Linked DNA regions of Mus musculus: region 1 is linked to region 2. The links are chromatin loops, found by intact Hi-C in ENCODE. Cell type or tissue: heart. All regions are shown on one strand.

The links. A loop is a pair of places that touch in the nucleus more often than their neighbours do. Peaks named below come from ENCODE experiments on the same cell type or tissue, not always from the same donor. Only the 100,000 strongest peaks of a DNase experiment are listed, where the experiment ranks them.
Region 1: a loop joins it to region 2, with 7 times the contacts of the local background. A loop is called at or near these places in 24 of 42 quality-filtered maps.

What each region holds. Positions count from the first base shown.
Region 1 is chr10:52,327,051-52,335,050 of GRCm38, reverse strand. No RefSeq gene overlaps it. Among named protein-coding and RNA genes, the nearest start is that of Gopc, 51 kb to the left of the region's middle. In heart, a CTCF peak has its summit at 3,827 (motif pointing right); no DNase peak of the experiment used is centred here.
Region 2 is chr10:52,228,202-52,236,201 of GRCm38, reverse strand. Dcbld1 (discoidin, CUB and LCCL domain containing 1) reads right to left here and starts at 2,583. Exons shown (of 11, transcript NM_025705.4): 1 at 2,367-2,583. The coding sequence starts at 2,451. In heart, CTCF peaks have their summits at 2,503 and 3,558; DNase peaks (open chromatin) are centred at 2,051, 2,681 and 3,531; H3K4me3 peaks cover 2,700 bases; H3K27ac peaks cover 1,388 bases.

The sequences.
Region 1 (8,000 bases), 99 kb before region 2:
TTAAGCCTATCTGTGGTCATAGGCTCAGGCAAGCTTCCCCCAGTGAATAGTGCTTTGCGTGTGGAATGGTACAAGCCTGTTCAGCAGCACTGGGACAAATCATAGGTCCAAGGCAGATCTTGTACGCAGACCCGTGGCTCTTCTGCAAATGGGTCATCTTGAGGGGTGTTCTTGGAGACTCCTCGGGTAGTCTAACTGGGGAAAGTTCCACAAGGATTCTCGGGGACATTCAGCAATTTGGGTGTTAGGAAGACATGATGATGACAGTGTCAGAACAGCAGAGGTGGCTGATCACATAAGGTTGTGTTGGTGAACTGCTGATGAAGGACAGTCTATGATCAGGATACATCTGATACTTCAACAGGAAAGCTAGACCTCAAGGAAGGGGAAGGAGTTCGGAGGAAGCCTCCCTCCTACAATGAGAGGACTGACAGGGCATTCAGTTGAGCTTTCACAGAATATCTATTCCTAAAGCCAATGGGGAAATGTAAGACATGGAGATATTTTGGATGCCCCTGAGGATGGTAACTGCTGATCCTCCTGGATTGCTTAATCTTGGAAAGTAGCCCATGCCTCCTTTAAAACCAGTAAATGAGGAACACTCCTCCATTGCTGGTGGGATCGCAAGCTGGTACAACCACTCTGGAAATCAGTCTGGCGGTTCCTCAGAAAATTGAACATACTACTAACTACTGGAAGATCCAGCAATACAACCCCTGGACATATACTTAGAAGAAGCTCCAACTTGTAATAAGGACACATGTTCCACTATGTTCATCTCAGCCTTATTTATAATAGCCAGGAGCTGGAAAGAACCCAGAGGAATGGATACAGAAAATGGTACATTTACACAATGGAGTACTACGCAGCTATTAAAAACAATGAATAAATTCTTAGACAAATGGATGGGTCTGGAGGATATCATCCTAAGTGAGGTAACCCAATCACAAAAGAACACACATGATATGCACTCACTGATAAGTGGATATTAGCCCAGAAACTTAGAATAACCAAGATACAATTTGCAAAACACATGAAACTCAAGAAGGAAGACCTAAGTGTGGATACTTTGATCCTTCTTAGAAGGTGGAACAAAATACCCATGGAAGGAATTACAGAGACAAAGTTCAGAGCAGAGACTGAAGGAATGACCATCCAGAGACCACCCCACCTGAGGATCCATCCCATAAACAACCACCAAACCCAGACACTATTGTCGATGCCTATAAGAGCTTGCTGACAGGAGCATGATAATAGCTGTCTTTTTCTGAGAGGCTCTGCCAGTGCCTGACAGATACAGAAGTGGATGCTCACAGCCATCTACTGGACTGAGCACAGGGTCCCCAATGAAGGAGCTAGAGAAAGGACCCAAGGAGCTGAAGGGGTTTGCAGCCCCCTAGGAGAAACAACAATATGAACTAACCAGCCCCCAGAGCTCCCCGGGACTAAACCACCAACCAAAGAGTACACATGGTGGGACTCATGGGTCCAGCTGTATATGTAACAGAGGATGATGTAGTCAGTCATCAATGGGAGGAGATGCTTTTGGTCCTGTGAAGGTTCAGTGCCCCAGTATAGGGGAATGCCAGGGCCAGGGAGCAGGAGTGGGTGGGTTGGGGAGCAGGGGGACAGGGGAAGGGTTAGGGGATTTTCAGAGGGGAAATTAGGAAAGGGGATAACATTTAAAATGTAAGTAAAGAAAATATCTAATTAAAAATAAAGCTGGGCGTGGTTGCACACGCCTTTAATCCCAGCACTTGCAAGGCAGAGGCAGGCGAATTTCTGAGTTCGAGGCCAGCCTGGTCTACAGAGTGAATTCCAGGACAGCCAGGACTACACAGAGAAACCCTGTCTTGAAAAACCAAAAAGATAATAATAATAATAATAATAATAATAATAATAATAATAATAATAATAATAATAAATTTTTTAAAAAGTAACTCATCCTTGGGAACTGGAGAGGTGGCTCAGTGGTTAAGGACTCTGGCTGCTTTTCCAGAGAATCTGGGACCAATTCCCAGCACCGATATGGCAGTTCACACCTGTCTGTGAGTCCAGATCCAGTGGGTCCCATATCCCTGCAGACATACATGCAGGCTAAACACCAATGCACATTTTAAAAAATTATTTAAAAAGACATTAAAAAGTAGTCCACCTTTCCTATTAAAACCTCACACTTAGAGATTGCTATTACTACCCTATATCCTGAAACAGTAGGAGCCCCCTTGCCCTGCTGGCAGGCATATAACTAGGGTTAAGTCTTAGCAATGCTCAACTAAAGATACACAGTGTAAGAGAATACTAATACACAAGAAGTGTTAGGATTAAGCTGGCATGGTGGCATGCTCCTATAAACCCATCACTTGGAAGGCAGGAGGGAGGACAAGTTCTGGGCTACATAATCTAGGACAGCCCAGCCTTTGAACCTTGAGAGTAAGACTTAGTTTCCCCCACCACCCAATGTTACATTTAGTGTATTCTGCCAAGAACCAATGGGGTACTTCAAAGATGAGAGCATATGATCAAGGAGTATAAAAAAAAAAAAGAATCCTAGCCCGGCATGGTGGCGCAAACCTTTAATCCCAGCACTCGGGAGGCAGAAGCAGGTGGATTTCTGAGTTCGAGGCCAGCCTGGTCTACAAAGTGAGTTCCAGGACAGCCATGGCTACACAGAGAAACCCTGTCTCGAAAAACAAAACAAACAAAAGATTCCTAGTTCCTAGTTGCAGGGATGGGGGAATCGACTGACTTTGGAAAGGGATGTTGAAGAGACACATACTTAATCATAAAGATGCAAAACCCAGAGGAGGAAAAAAGGAAGATAACACTGGACATAATTTTGCTCCCCAAAAGATGATATGCTAATACAAAACAGATTAAGACAAAAACATTTAGAATAGAGGTATTTTATTTTATTTTATTTTATTTTATTACAGTTTACTACAAAGTTGAAATAATAACCTTGTGACTTACTTTCTGTTCCTGTGATAAAGACATCATGCATGACCAAGACAACTTGAAATTAACAGAAGAGTTTATTTGGGGGCTTACATTTTTAGTTTGAGGCCACACCCATCATGGCAGAGAGCATGGCAGCAAGCAAGCATGACATTAAGAGCAGTAGCTAAGGCTTATACACTGATCCACAAGCATGACAGAACTAACTGGGAATGAATGGGCTTTTGAAACCTCAAAGTCCGCCATTAGTTTCACACTTCTGACAAGGCCACACCTCCTAATCCTTCCCAAACAGTTGTACCTACTGGGGAATAAATACTCAAATATGAGCCTATCTATTAGGGCCATTCTTACACAAACCATCACACCTTGTATACACCTACTTAAAATAGCCTTAGAGTATATAAAGGGAGGGGCCAAGATAGTTCAGTGGGTAAAAGCACTCGCCTCAAGCTTGATGACATGAGTTTGATCCCTGGAAAGCACAATAGATGAAGACATTCAACTTCTGAAGGCTATCCCCTAGCCACCATAAAACATTCACAGCATGGCAACACACGCGCGCACGTGCACACATACATCCCACCCCATACAGACACCTGAAATGCACAATAGAGGAAGACATTTAGCAATCATAGCACAACACGGAAAGAAATTAAGGTTTGAACAACAAAGGCTTGATATAAACTTTAAGTAAAGGCTTTAGTTTTTGTATTTGATAAAAGAAAAACCTGTATTTTCTAAAAAAAAAAAAAGGGGGAGATGGATGGATGGATGGTCTGTAACAAGGAAACTTGGGTAAATAAAACAGACACTAAAACTGATTTTAAGGTTAGAAAGGTAGGTGTAATTTGGGAAAGCGCCAGTAGGGGGAGAGAGATCCCCAAAGCTGCATTTAACCCAGTAGATTGGAGGGCTTTTTGTCTGTAAAACTAGTGTAAAACAACTAGATTCATTCTAAGGATGAACAAATTCAAGACTGGAGAAGTTATGCCATTTGATCAGAGTTTCACAGTGTCAGTCATAACTCAGGTCCCTCTCTTCATTCTTTCATAAGCCATGAAGAATGAAAAGGGAACTATCTAGGCTTTCAATGTTACATTTTACTATATTTTACATTTTTTTTTTTCTGAATGGCACATGGATTGATGGAGCCTAAGTTTAAAACAGTTCTAATGTTTTTTAATGGTGATCAGTAGCTACAAGGGGATGAAATGGAGGCAGAAAGGTCAGGTATTCCAGAGCATCCTCAGAAACACAATGAACTCCCTGCCAGCTGGCCTATATGAAACCAAAACCAAAAGGAATGAGTGTACTGCTTGTCTGTAATCCCAGAATTAGGAAGGACTTGGAAACGAGGATCAGAAATTCAAGGCCATGCTCAGCTTCATAGGGAGTTTGAAACTAGCCTGGGCTCTAGGAGACCCTGGCTAGCTCCCCACCCCTACCTCCCAAAAGAAAAAAAACATGCTTAGTATGCACTGTGTAACTCTGATCAAATGGCATGTTGTCAACTGGGGCTCAATATCCATCACCACATGAATTCATCATGAAGTCACATACCTACAAATTGAGCACTCCCTTTGGCTGGAAGAGGGCATCAGGTCTCCCAGAATTGGAGTTACAAACAGTTGTGACCCACCATGTGGATGCTGAAAATTAAACCTGGGTCCTCTGGAAGAACAGCCTGTGCTCTTAATCACTGAGCCATCTCTTCAGCCCATAGACTTAGAAGAGTTATGGGATGAACAAATCAGGGTGTCTGAACTGTGAAAAAAGGTGACAGAGATGAGAGGATCAAGAAATCTGTTGTCAGCTGGGCGTGGTGGCACACACCTTTAATCCCAGCACTCACGAGGCAGAGGCAGGCAGATTTCTGAGTTTGAGGCCAGCCTGGTCTACAGAGTGAGTTCCAGGACAGCCAGGGCTACACAGAGAATCCCTGTCTCGAAAAAACAAAAAACAAAAAACAAAACAAAAAAGAGTAATCTGTTTTCTGGGGGCTGGCGAGATGGCTCAGCAGGTAAGAGCACTGACTGCTCTTCCAAAGGTCCTGAGTTCAATTCTCAGCAACTACATGGTGGCTCACAACTACCCATAATGAGATCTGACGCGCTCTTCTGGTGTGTCTGAAGACAGCTACAGTGTACTTATGTATAATAAAAAAATTTTTTTTTAAATTGTAAAAAAAAATGAAAGAAAGAAAGAAAGAAAGGAAGGAAGGAAGGAAGGAAGGAAGGAAGGAAGAAAGAAAGAAAGAAAGAAAGAAAGAAAGAAAGAAAGAAAGAAAGAAAGAAAGAAAGAAAGAAATCTGTTGCCTGTGCATGTGTGAACTCTGTTGATGGTTCATTATAGTGTGCATATCTGACAATTGTAGCATTAGCATAATCTGAGGTAGGAAGTCTGTGCGACAACACTGCAGATCCAGGTAAGGGAGTCCTGGGGTTTAGTGAGTTGGAGCCACACAGGGCTCTCTTCAAATCCCTAAAGAAAATCAGCTTTAAACAGCCATAGTATAAAGAGAATCTCTTATACACTGTATAAAGCAGTTACCTGTCAATAAAGAAACCTATGCCCAAATGAGCCATAGCAAGAAGTAGAAGGTGAGACATCTGGGAGAAAGAGAAAATTCTGAAAAATAAAATCAAGGTATTTGTCTCAGAACTTTGAGGAAGACAGTTGCATGAACTCTGAATAGAGGTAATAAGACATATGGCACACTTAGAATAGAATAAACTGGTAATTGAATTATGAGCTAGTTGAAGAATAAGCCACACTATTGGCCTAGGCATTTTTAAAAGATTTATTGCTGGGCAATGGTGGCACACACCTTAATCCCAGCACTTGGGAGGCAGAGGCAGGCAGATTTCTGAGTTCGAGCTCAGCCAGGTCTAGAGAGTGAGTTCCAGGTCAGCCAGGGCTACACAGAGAAGCCCTGTCTCAGAAAACCAAAAAAAAAAAAAAAAAGAAAAGAAAAAGATTTTTAAATTTAATTTTATGTATATGAGTACACTGTAGCTGTACAGATGGTTGTGAGCCTTCATGTGGTTGCCGGGAATTGGATTTTTAGGACCTCTGCTTGCTCCAGTCAACCCTACTTGCTCCAGCCCAAAGGTTTATTTATTATTATACATACATAAGTATACTGTAGCTGTCTTCAGACACACTAGAAGAGGGAGTCAGATCTCATTACAGGTGGTTGTAAGCCACCATGTGGTTGCTGGGATTTGAACTCAGGACCTCTGGAAGGGCAGTTGGTGCTCTTACATCAGCCGGGCATGGTTGCTCAAACCTAAAAGCCCAGTACCTGGAAGCTAAGTCAGGAGAACTGCTGAGAGTCTGAGGTTAGCCTAGGCTGCATAATGAGTTTGAAACAACCCTATATAATGAGACTTGGCCTTAAGATGAAAAATGAAACAAACAAATAAAATCCCCTGTCTTGGTTAGGTTTACTGATGTGATGAAACACCATGAGCAAAAACATGCTGGAAAGGAAAGGGTTTATTTGGCTTACACTTCCACATCATAGTCCATCAGTGAAGGAAGTCAGGGGCAGTAATTCAAGCAGGGCCCGAACCTGGAGACAGAGCTGATACAGAGGCCGTGGAGGGGTTCTGCTTACTGGCTTGCTACCCATGGCTTGTGCAGCCTGCTTTCTTGTAGAATCAACGACCATAAATTCAGGGGTGGCACCACCCACAATGAGCTAGGGTTCCCACATCAATCGCCAAATGCCCTACAGGCTTTCCACGGCCTGATCTTCTGAAGGTCTTTTCTCAGTTGAGGTTCCCATCTCTCAGATGACCTATGTCAAGTTTACACCCTGCAAACTAAAGTAATGCTAATGTGCATCTAGAGTCAGGGAAGGAGGGTAGATAGGGGGAGAGAAAGATGAAGCCAAGACAAAGGTTTCTGATCAAGTCTCAAGTATTCTAACTGCGAAGCTCTCTCTCCAGCCCAATGTAGGCCATTTTTTTTAGAAAGATTTACTTATTTAATATTATGTCTGTGACTATTTACCCCATCTGCATATCTATGTACCATGTGCATGCCTGGTGTCCTGAGAGTTCAGAATAGGGCATTAGATACCTGGAACTTGAGTTACAGACAGTTATGAACTGCGATATGGGTACTAGAAATTGAGTCCAGGTTCCCCACTAGAGCAGTAAGTGCTGTTATCTGTGGGAAAACTCTGCTAATTAAGGTCAAGGTCTGCCATTGACTGGATAGCCTCTGAGTTCCGTGCAATATGGAGGACTCCCTTCATTGGCAGGGCGTCTCCTTCTCTGACCTTGTCTGGGGAATTCAAAACCCTCACAGATGCCTCTCCCTAAGGAAGATCACATTCATTCAGCTAGCACCTGAGATTCGAGCAATGTCTCCCCATGCTAATGAGGCATTTTGGTACTCTCATCCTTCAGCCAATGACCTTTGCCCGTCTTGAATGTTCCTACCCCCAGTTTCACAAATTATATCAGCCTTATAGCACCTCAAGTAAGGTGCATCTGTCTCTCTGCAGCTGGTCCTGGTGTGATCATTCTCATGGCTTCCAATCCCCAGCCCCTCCCTCCACCCCAGTTTGTCATCTCTGCTCCCTTTGCCCTCATTGACCATATCATCCGATGGTGTCTGAGGACAGGGAAAGTCACATTACCTACTGAGTTCTCTGTCTTTCCAGCCCTTAGGCTTAGGCCTTCTTTAAAAATTTTCATTACATTGATGTCAGAAGGTACCTAGGAAAGACTAAGGCATGCAAATGAGTTTTCTGGAGATGGCCCAACGTTTTTGCACAGCTTACAATGGGTGAGCTCTGAGATGTGAGATGACCAGTGACTTCATAGCAGGATTGCTTCTTGCTGCTGATATGCCTTTCCTGTCACTATTACACAGCCTCATGATTCCTGGGCATCAGCCCACCCTATTGGGTAAATTTTCAGCTGAGCAACATGAAGATGTACTCTCATGCAATAATGCTGTATAGATCAATTGATAATTTCACAATTCCTGATAAGGATTTTATAGAACTCTTAAATTAATACAAG
Region 2 (8,000 bases):
ATTCTGGGCACAGAGTGAGTGAGACCTTGCCTCAAAAACAAAAAACAGGGCAGATAAGATGTAAAGGGGTTTGCTGCCAGAGGGGTTTGTGGACCTGAGTTTGATCCCTAGAGTCCACTTGGTGGAAGGATTCCTGCAAGTTGTCCTCTTATCTCCACACATATGCACACAGTACACAGACAATAAAAAAATGAGAGTTTAAAGAAAATCAGCCTAACAATACTCTTTCGGTAAATATCCCAAACTTAAGTTTTACCTTGGGTGTGTGAATTCCCATACTTGTTTATGTAATCCAGACTAGCCTTAAATTGGAGGCAATCCTCCTGCCTCTGTTTCCAAAGTGCCTCAGCTAGTGGTGAGTGAGTGCTCATTTATTTTAAAGTCCCCAATACATAGGATGTTCCACGCTAAACCTAATGGCAGCACCGTCCATCAGTCAAAGGCAACAAGGTCTAAAATCTGAAGCTGGCTAAGAATCTAAACAACCATCTTCTGAAGTCCTCCCTTAGCCCAGGCTAGCCTTTTCACGTGGTGGACCTGCTGTGAGGCGGACTCACAGACTACAAAGCCAAGCGCCTTTCCACCACTACAATACCATCTTCAGAGGCTGAGGAAAGAGCATCAGGCATCCAGGCTAAACAGAGAGTTTGAAGCAGGAAGTCTGCAAAAGATCCTGTCTCAAACAAATAAACAAAAAGCAAGGAAGGAATATAGAAAGGAAAAAAAAATAATAATGAGCTGTGGCAGTTAAGAGACGCTATAGCTCCTGCAGAGGACCGGAGTTCAGTTCTGAGCATCCAAAGCAGGTGGTCACAACTGATTCTAGTCACAGGGGGCTTCTGGGCACTCACATGCCCATACCCACATTCCAAAACATAATCTAAAACAAAGTAAAAAAAAAAAAAAAAACCTTTAAGAATAGGCAGAAGCCAGAAACAAAACAACCAACTGAGCTGGATACAGTGGCACTCCCAGCACTTGGGAAGCATGAAGAGGTTTGCTATGAATTCAAGAGTGGTGTCTCAAACCGCAAATATTAATAATAACAAGAAATTCAATAAAAATATGTAAAATGGGGTTGCAAGGATGTCTCAGAGGTTAAAAGCACATACTGTTCTTTCAGGCTCACTTCTGCCTGTAGCTGCAGGTCCAAGAGACTAGTTGCTTATGGTCTCGGTGGGTATCTGCACTCAACGTGTACATCTCAACCCACACACAAATACACATCACTAAAACTAAATTTTCTTTAAAACCCACACCAAATAAATGTAGAATGTTACAGTTTCAAATATCGACTTGAGAAAGTGTCTTCAGTTATTAAGACATCCAATGACTGGAATATAGTTTGGTTGTTGAAAGGCTTGCCTTGCACAAGTTCCCGAGCGCCGCCAAAACTCAAACAAAACAGCATGTTTATAAAGCATTCATAAAACCTTACACAGTGCAATTCTAACACACGTTAGACTGTGTTACCGTAACTCTAAACAAAATAACTTCACTTTTTTTTAATGCTATCAACTTGCTGAATGTTTGGGTGAACGAATACATTGTTCAATGAAAAAAAAAAAATCCAGCGATGAGTTTAGCTTCGATTTCTGTTCCCCCAGAAAGCATAGCGGGGGCGGGGGCGGTATTCAAGTATTCTGCATAAACTCACTGCCATTAATTAACCCCAGTTACAGAGGAGCAAAGGCAGGAGGAGAGGAACAAAACCCGAAAAGGGTGGGGGGTGGGGGGGAGAACCCACAGAAAGGTGGCTCGTCCTATCCAAGGAGAACTAATTAAAGCAGATTAATGGAGTAGGGCCATGTAGGGCTGGGAAACCAGTTTCCTGCCTTAATCTGGTGGTCTGAGAGAAAATTCGGTGGCGCTGGAAGCCAAAGATCAGCTACCGAGGAAAAGCAGCCTGGGCCGCAGTCGACTCGCTCAAATACCCTTGAGGGACCAGAGTCGCAAGGTTCCAACTCCGATCACCACCGGACACGCGTGAGGCAACGGGGGCCCTGTTTGCAGTCGGCTCCGGGGCAGCCTCGCAGAAGAACCCCCTCTTGCAGGCAGAGACTAGGAGCTGGCGGGGCAACGCCGGGCGAGCACCCGGGGCCAGGCCACTCGCACCCGCCGGGAAGGGTCGGGAAATCTGGGAACTAAGTGGCCGGCCGGGCGGGGACACCGCGAAGGCAGCCGGGGAACAGGCGCCAAGCTGCCGGGCTCGTTTATGGGGGGGAAGGAAAGAGTATCGGGGCGCGATCCGAAATGCACCCTCTGACTTCAATCCATCCCCCGCCTGGCGGAGACCGCCCGCCTCTCGCCAGGCTCCCCCGAGGCCCACAACACAGCCCTCCCGGAGCCCCGAGTCCCCCACTCACCCAGCTCCTCCGCCTGCAACCGGAGCGGAGCACACACGGCGAACAGCAGCGCCAGGACACTCGGCCCACCAGCCCCGGTCCCCATGGTCCCGCCGGACTCCAGACCCGCAGGATCGGCCTCCCGGCCCGGCTCTACACTGCCGCTGCCCGCCTAGGGCAGCCTCCTTCGCGGCCCGGCCCGGCGCGGCGCGGGCACACGGCACAGATCCCTCTGGGCGGCCCGCGCCCGCGAGAGGGCGTGTCCTCCCCGCCCTGCCCCGCCCCGCCCCGCCCCCTCCCCGGGGTGATCAGCCGCACCACCGGTCTCCCAAGGGGGGCGCCCAGTTTCCCCCTCACCCCACCCCGCCCCCGCGCCACCTGCCCGGATTCACTAGAAAATGAAAATCAAAAATTCACCTGGCACGCAGGCTCGCCAGAGCCCGGGGGTTCACCGAGACTCCGCCCCTCTGGCAGTTTGTCAGCTCTACCCTAGAGCTGGTCTGCCAAGGCTATGCAAGGCATCTGAAATCTGATGGGATGATGGCAGTTCAAGTCCATTCATTCATTCATTCATTCATTCTCTCTCTCTCTCCATCTCTCTCTCTCTCTCTCTTCATTCATTCCGTTGTTTAACTCAACTTTCTACGCGGCTGGGTGCTTAAATTCACTCGGCATTTGCAGAGCTTAGAAATAATCGCTCACTACAAACTGCAGTCTGTAACATGGACAGTATATTTGGAGCACATTTGGAGAGATCTAATTGGATGGTGAAAAGGCAGCTGGGAGCAAAGCGAGAGTAAAAGACAGAGAGCTGAGTTCGTGCCCAGGTTGTTCAGAGGATTAAAGGGCGGGAAGGGGCCAGTTGGAGCTGAAGCTCAGTAGACAGGTGGGTGCCTGGCCAGATGTGGGAAAAGACGTGCAGAGTAGGACCAGTAAGAGATATGTAAACTGCAGAGTCCCCAGAGCAGTCTGGAAAACTTCAGACTGAGCAATGTTTGAGGCGCTCTCTGAGGTGGTGGGAAAGTCTTGAGATTAGGTTCGATGGACCGCGGAGGAGTTTAGAGCCCATTACTGGGTCGTTCAATTGGAGTCCTGGTCGTCAAATTGAACAGAGAAACGGTTAATACTCGTTTTAAGGACTGTCACCTTTAGGTCCCCCCCGTGACTTTCCTCTGCGTGGCCACAACCTTAGCTCTAACTCACACACCACCTCGTGGCCTCTGGGAATTATTACATCTAGAGTGCGTCGGGGTGGGGTGGTCTCGGCAGCTGAGGAAGATCAGACCCTCCAAGGCCAAGTGACCTTTGGAATTTTCTCCAACTCCAAGCCTAAGCTGACAGGTAGGATAACTTTTTGCCTTAAAAATGTTTTGTTGTTTTGAGATTGAGGTTTATCGTCTGTGTTCTGAGGGCTTCTCTTGTCTTCCTGGCTGGTATTGAGTAGTTTGCTAAGTAGCCGGAGGCTGACCTTGGAACTCCTGAACCTTCTTCCCCCACCTCTGAGATAGGGGAATACAGGCAGGCCTTCATATCCTGCCTGGTTTACACTTTAACTTTTGAGATTCCAAGTGTGATTTGGCAGTGGACTTTGCACCTTCCTTTATGGCAACCTCAGAGGAAAGACTTACAGCTTTCCAACTGAGCCTTTCTTAGATCTGAGTGTAGAGCCAGTCTCTGACTGGGACACATTCGCTTGCCTTCATGTTAACTCTTCCCCAGTTGTCATAGAGAGGAAATAAATATGTATATGTCCTGGCTGGTTTTGTGTCAACTTGACACAGCTGGAGTTATCACAGAGAAAGGAGCTTCAGTTGAGGAAATGCCTCCATGAGATCCAACTGGAAGGCATCTTCTCAATTAGTGATCAAGGGGGAAAGGCCCCTTGTGGGTGGGACCATCTCTGGGCTGGTAGTCTTGGCTTCCATAAGAAAGCAGGCTGAGCAAGCCAGGAGAAACAAGCAAGCCAGCAAAGAACATCCCTCCATGGCCTCTGCATCAGCTCCTGCTTCCTGACCTGCTTGAGTTCCAGTCCTGACTTCTTTCAGTGATGAACAGCAGTATGGAAGTGTAAGCCGAATAAACCCTTTCCTCCCCCAACTTGCTTCTTGGTCATGATGTTTGTGCAGGAATAGAAACCCTGACTAAGACAGTATATAAAGATCGGGAGTGTAAAGGATGTACTTAAACAGTAGGCTTATCTTCAAATCAAAAGTAAATATACTTTTATGAAAATACTGAGTATCTTCATACACACCGTAAAAATTTACCTCAATAAGGAAACATTTGCTAGCTTCACCTTCTTTTCTTTCAAAAAATATTTTTTTTATTTTTTATTTTTTTATTTGGGACAGAACCTAACTATGCAGCTCTGGCTGCCCTGGAACTTACAGATATCCACCTGCCTCTGTTTTCCAGGTGCTAAGATTAATTTGGCTACCAAAACCGACGGTTTTTTTTTTTTCTTTTTTGTTCATTTTTTATCTTTTTAAATATTTTTACTAGGTATTTTCCTCATTTACATTTCCAATGCTATCCCAATATCCCAAAAGTCCCCCATACCCTCCCCCTCACTCCCCTACCCACCTACTCCCACTTTTTGGCCCTGGCGTTCCCCTGTACTAGGGCATATAAAGTTTGCATGACCAATGGGCCTCTCTTTCCAGTGATGGCCGACTAGGCTATCTTTTGATACATATGCAGCTAGAGACAAGAGCTCCGGGGTACTGGTTAGTTCATATTGTTGTTCCACCTATAGGGTTGCAGTTCCCTTTAGCTCCTTGGGTATTCTCTAGCTCCTCCATTGGGGGCCCTGTGATCCATAGCTGACTGTGAGCATCCACTCCTGTGTTTGCTAGGCCCCGGCATAGTCTCACAAGAGACAGCCATATCTGGGTCCTTTCAGCAAAATCTTGCTAGTGTATGCAATGGTGTCAATGTTGGAGGCTGATTATGGGATGGATTCCTGGATATGGCAGTCTCTAGATGGTCCATCCTTTTGTCTCAGCTCCAAACTTTGTCTCTGTAACTCCTTCGATGGGTGATTGTTTCAAATTCTAAGAAGGGGCAAAGTGTCCACACTTTGGTCTTCCTTCTTGAGTTTCATGTATTTCAAAAATTGTATCTTATATCTTGGATATTCTAAGTTTCTGGGCTAATATCCACTTATCAGTGAGAACATATCATTTGAGTTCTTTTGTGATTAGGTTACCTCACTCAGGATGATGCCCTCCAGGTCCAACCATTTGCCTAGGAATTTCATAAATTCATTCTTTTTAATAGCTGAGTAGTACTCCATTGTGTAAATGTACCACATTTTCTGTATCCATTCCTCTGTTGAGGGGCATCTGGGTTCTTTCCAGCTTCTGGCTATTATAAATAAGGCTGCTATGAACATAGTGGATCATGTGTCTTTCTTACCGGTTGGAACATTTTCTGGATATATGCCCAGGAGAGGTATTGCAGGATCCTCTGGTAGTACTATGTCCAATTTTCTAAGGAACCACCAGACTGATTTCCAGAGTGATTGTTACAAGCTTGCAATCCCACCAACAATGGAGGAGTCCAAAACAGACTTTTAATTAAAATTTTTAAATCACATTTTTATCTGTTGTGTGTGTCTGTGTGGGTCCACACACGTGGAAGAGAGTGGAAGAGAGGGATGTTTGTAAGAGTTCCTTCTGTCTTTCCACTTTGCAGGACCCTAGGCTTGAACTCGGGTTAGTCTTGCTTGACAGCTGAGCCGTCCCTCTGTCCAATGTCCTTCTCTTAAGTTCATTTCTAAGAAAGTGAATTTGGACAACTCCTGGCTGCCTCTAGCAAGTTTAGCTCTGAGAGCCATGAACGACGACAAGCAAAGATGACCAGGAGCATTGTTGACCACTGAGGAATCCATTGAGTCATGGGAGCCCTGGTGACCTCTTTCATCTCAGTCGATACTTTGATAGGAATAGTTTTATCTTTCTATATTGAAATCCTCAGCCAGATACAGGAAAAGATTGAGAATCTGGAGGCGGGGAGGACCCACGGTCTTCCATTATACCATCCTTTTCTCAAACATGAAGAAAGATTTCTCTACAAAAAACCCCCACAAAGGTCAGTAGGTAAAGATGCGGCAGGACCAAAGTTGAACTACTGGAACCCACATAATGGAAGGAGAGCCAACTCCCACAAGCTAAGAGAAAAAACAGTAGCCATAAGTAGGATACAGGCTTGGGACTCCAACATTCTAGGAGATGAGGTAGGACTTCACTGACAGCCTGGGCTATAGAGTGATGATATGCCTCTGAGAAAAAGCAGGCAAAGCTAGGCGAGGTGACACATGTTTGCAGTCCCAGCAATTAAGATGCACAAAGGCAAACTCATGCCAGAAAATGAAAATAAATCCTTCTGAATGCATTTTTATTTTTAACGGAACCTCACAAGGCAATGCATAGCTGAAAACAAAAACAAATAAACAAATAAACCTCTTTCATACAATAGAAATAACTTTGAGTATTAAGTGCATAATCTGATCTCAACATTGACCATGCCAGGACAGGGAGGAATGACCCAGACTTAGCTCAGCAGGATGGGCTACCAAATGTAAATGTATAAAAACTATTATATTTTCCTATATAATGACACAAAGAAGCATTGCTAAACTAATATATCAAGCCACAAATTCTTACATCAAGCGAATGTGCCTGTTTTAATCTTAAGATTTCACCTAGTGGGCTGGAGAGGTGGCTCAGTGGTTAAGAGGACTGACTGTTCTTCTGAAGGCCCTGAGTTCAAATCCCAGCAACCACATGGTGGTTCACAACCATCCATAATGAGATCTGTCATCCTCTGCTGGAGCGTCTGAAGACAGCTATAGTGTACTTACATATAATAAAATAAATAAATCTTAAATTTCTATTCATCTTAAAAAAAGATTTCATCTCGCTTTTTTTAAAGATTTATTTTATTTATATGAAAACACTGTAGCTGTCTTCAGACACCAGAAGAGAGCATCAGATCCCATTACAGATGTTTGTGAGCTGCCATGTGGTTGCTGGGAATTGAACTCAGGACCTTTGGAAGCACAGCCAGTGCTCTTAACCGCTGAGCCATCTCTCTAGCCCTCCCCTAGATTAAAAAAAAAGATTTTGGATTATTTATTTTTATTTTCTGTGTATGAGCCTTTTGTGTTCATGTATACATGTATGTACAGTGTGTGCAAGCCTGATGCCTAAGGATGGCCATAAGAGTGGTCAGATCCTCTGGAACTGGAGTTCCAATAGCTGTGAGTTGCCATGTGGTTGCTGGGATTTGAACTCAGGGCCTTCAGAAGAACAGTCAGTGCTCTTAACCGCTGAGCTCATGTGCTCATGTGCTCTGAATTGGGGTCTTCTGTAAGAGCAGCATGTGCTCTTAACCATCACCCCTTCTCTCCAGACTTTTGACTTTTTGCTGTTGTTCTCCTAGACAGAGTTTCTCTCTGTAGCCCTGGCTGTCCTGGGACTTACTCTGTTGATCAGGCTGATCTCAAATTCAGAGATCTACCTGCCGGTCTCTGCCTCCCAAGTGCTGGAATTAAAAGATGCACCACCATATCTGGTTTCATTTTGACTTTGTTTTTTAAATCTAAGGTATTATAACCCAACTAAGTTTCTCTAAGGGAAACACTATTCACCT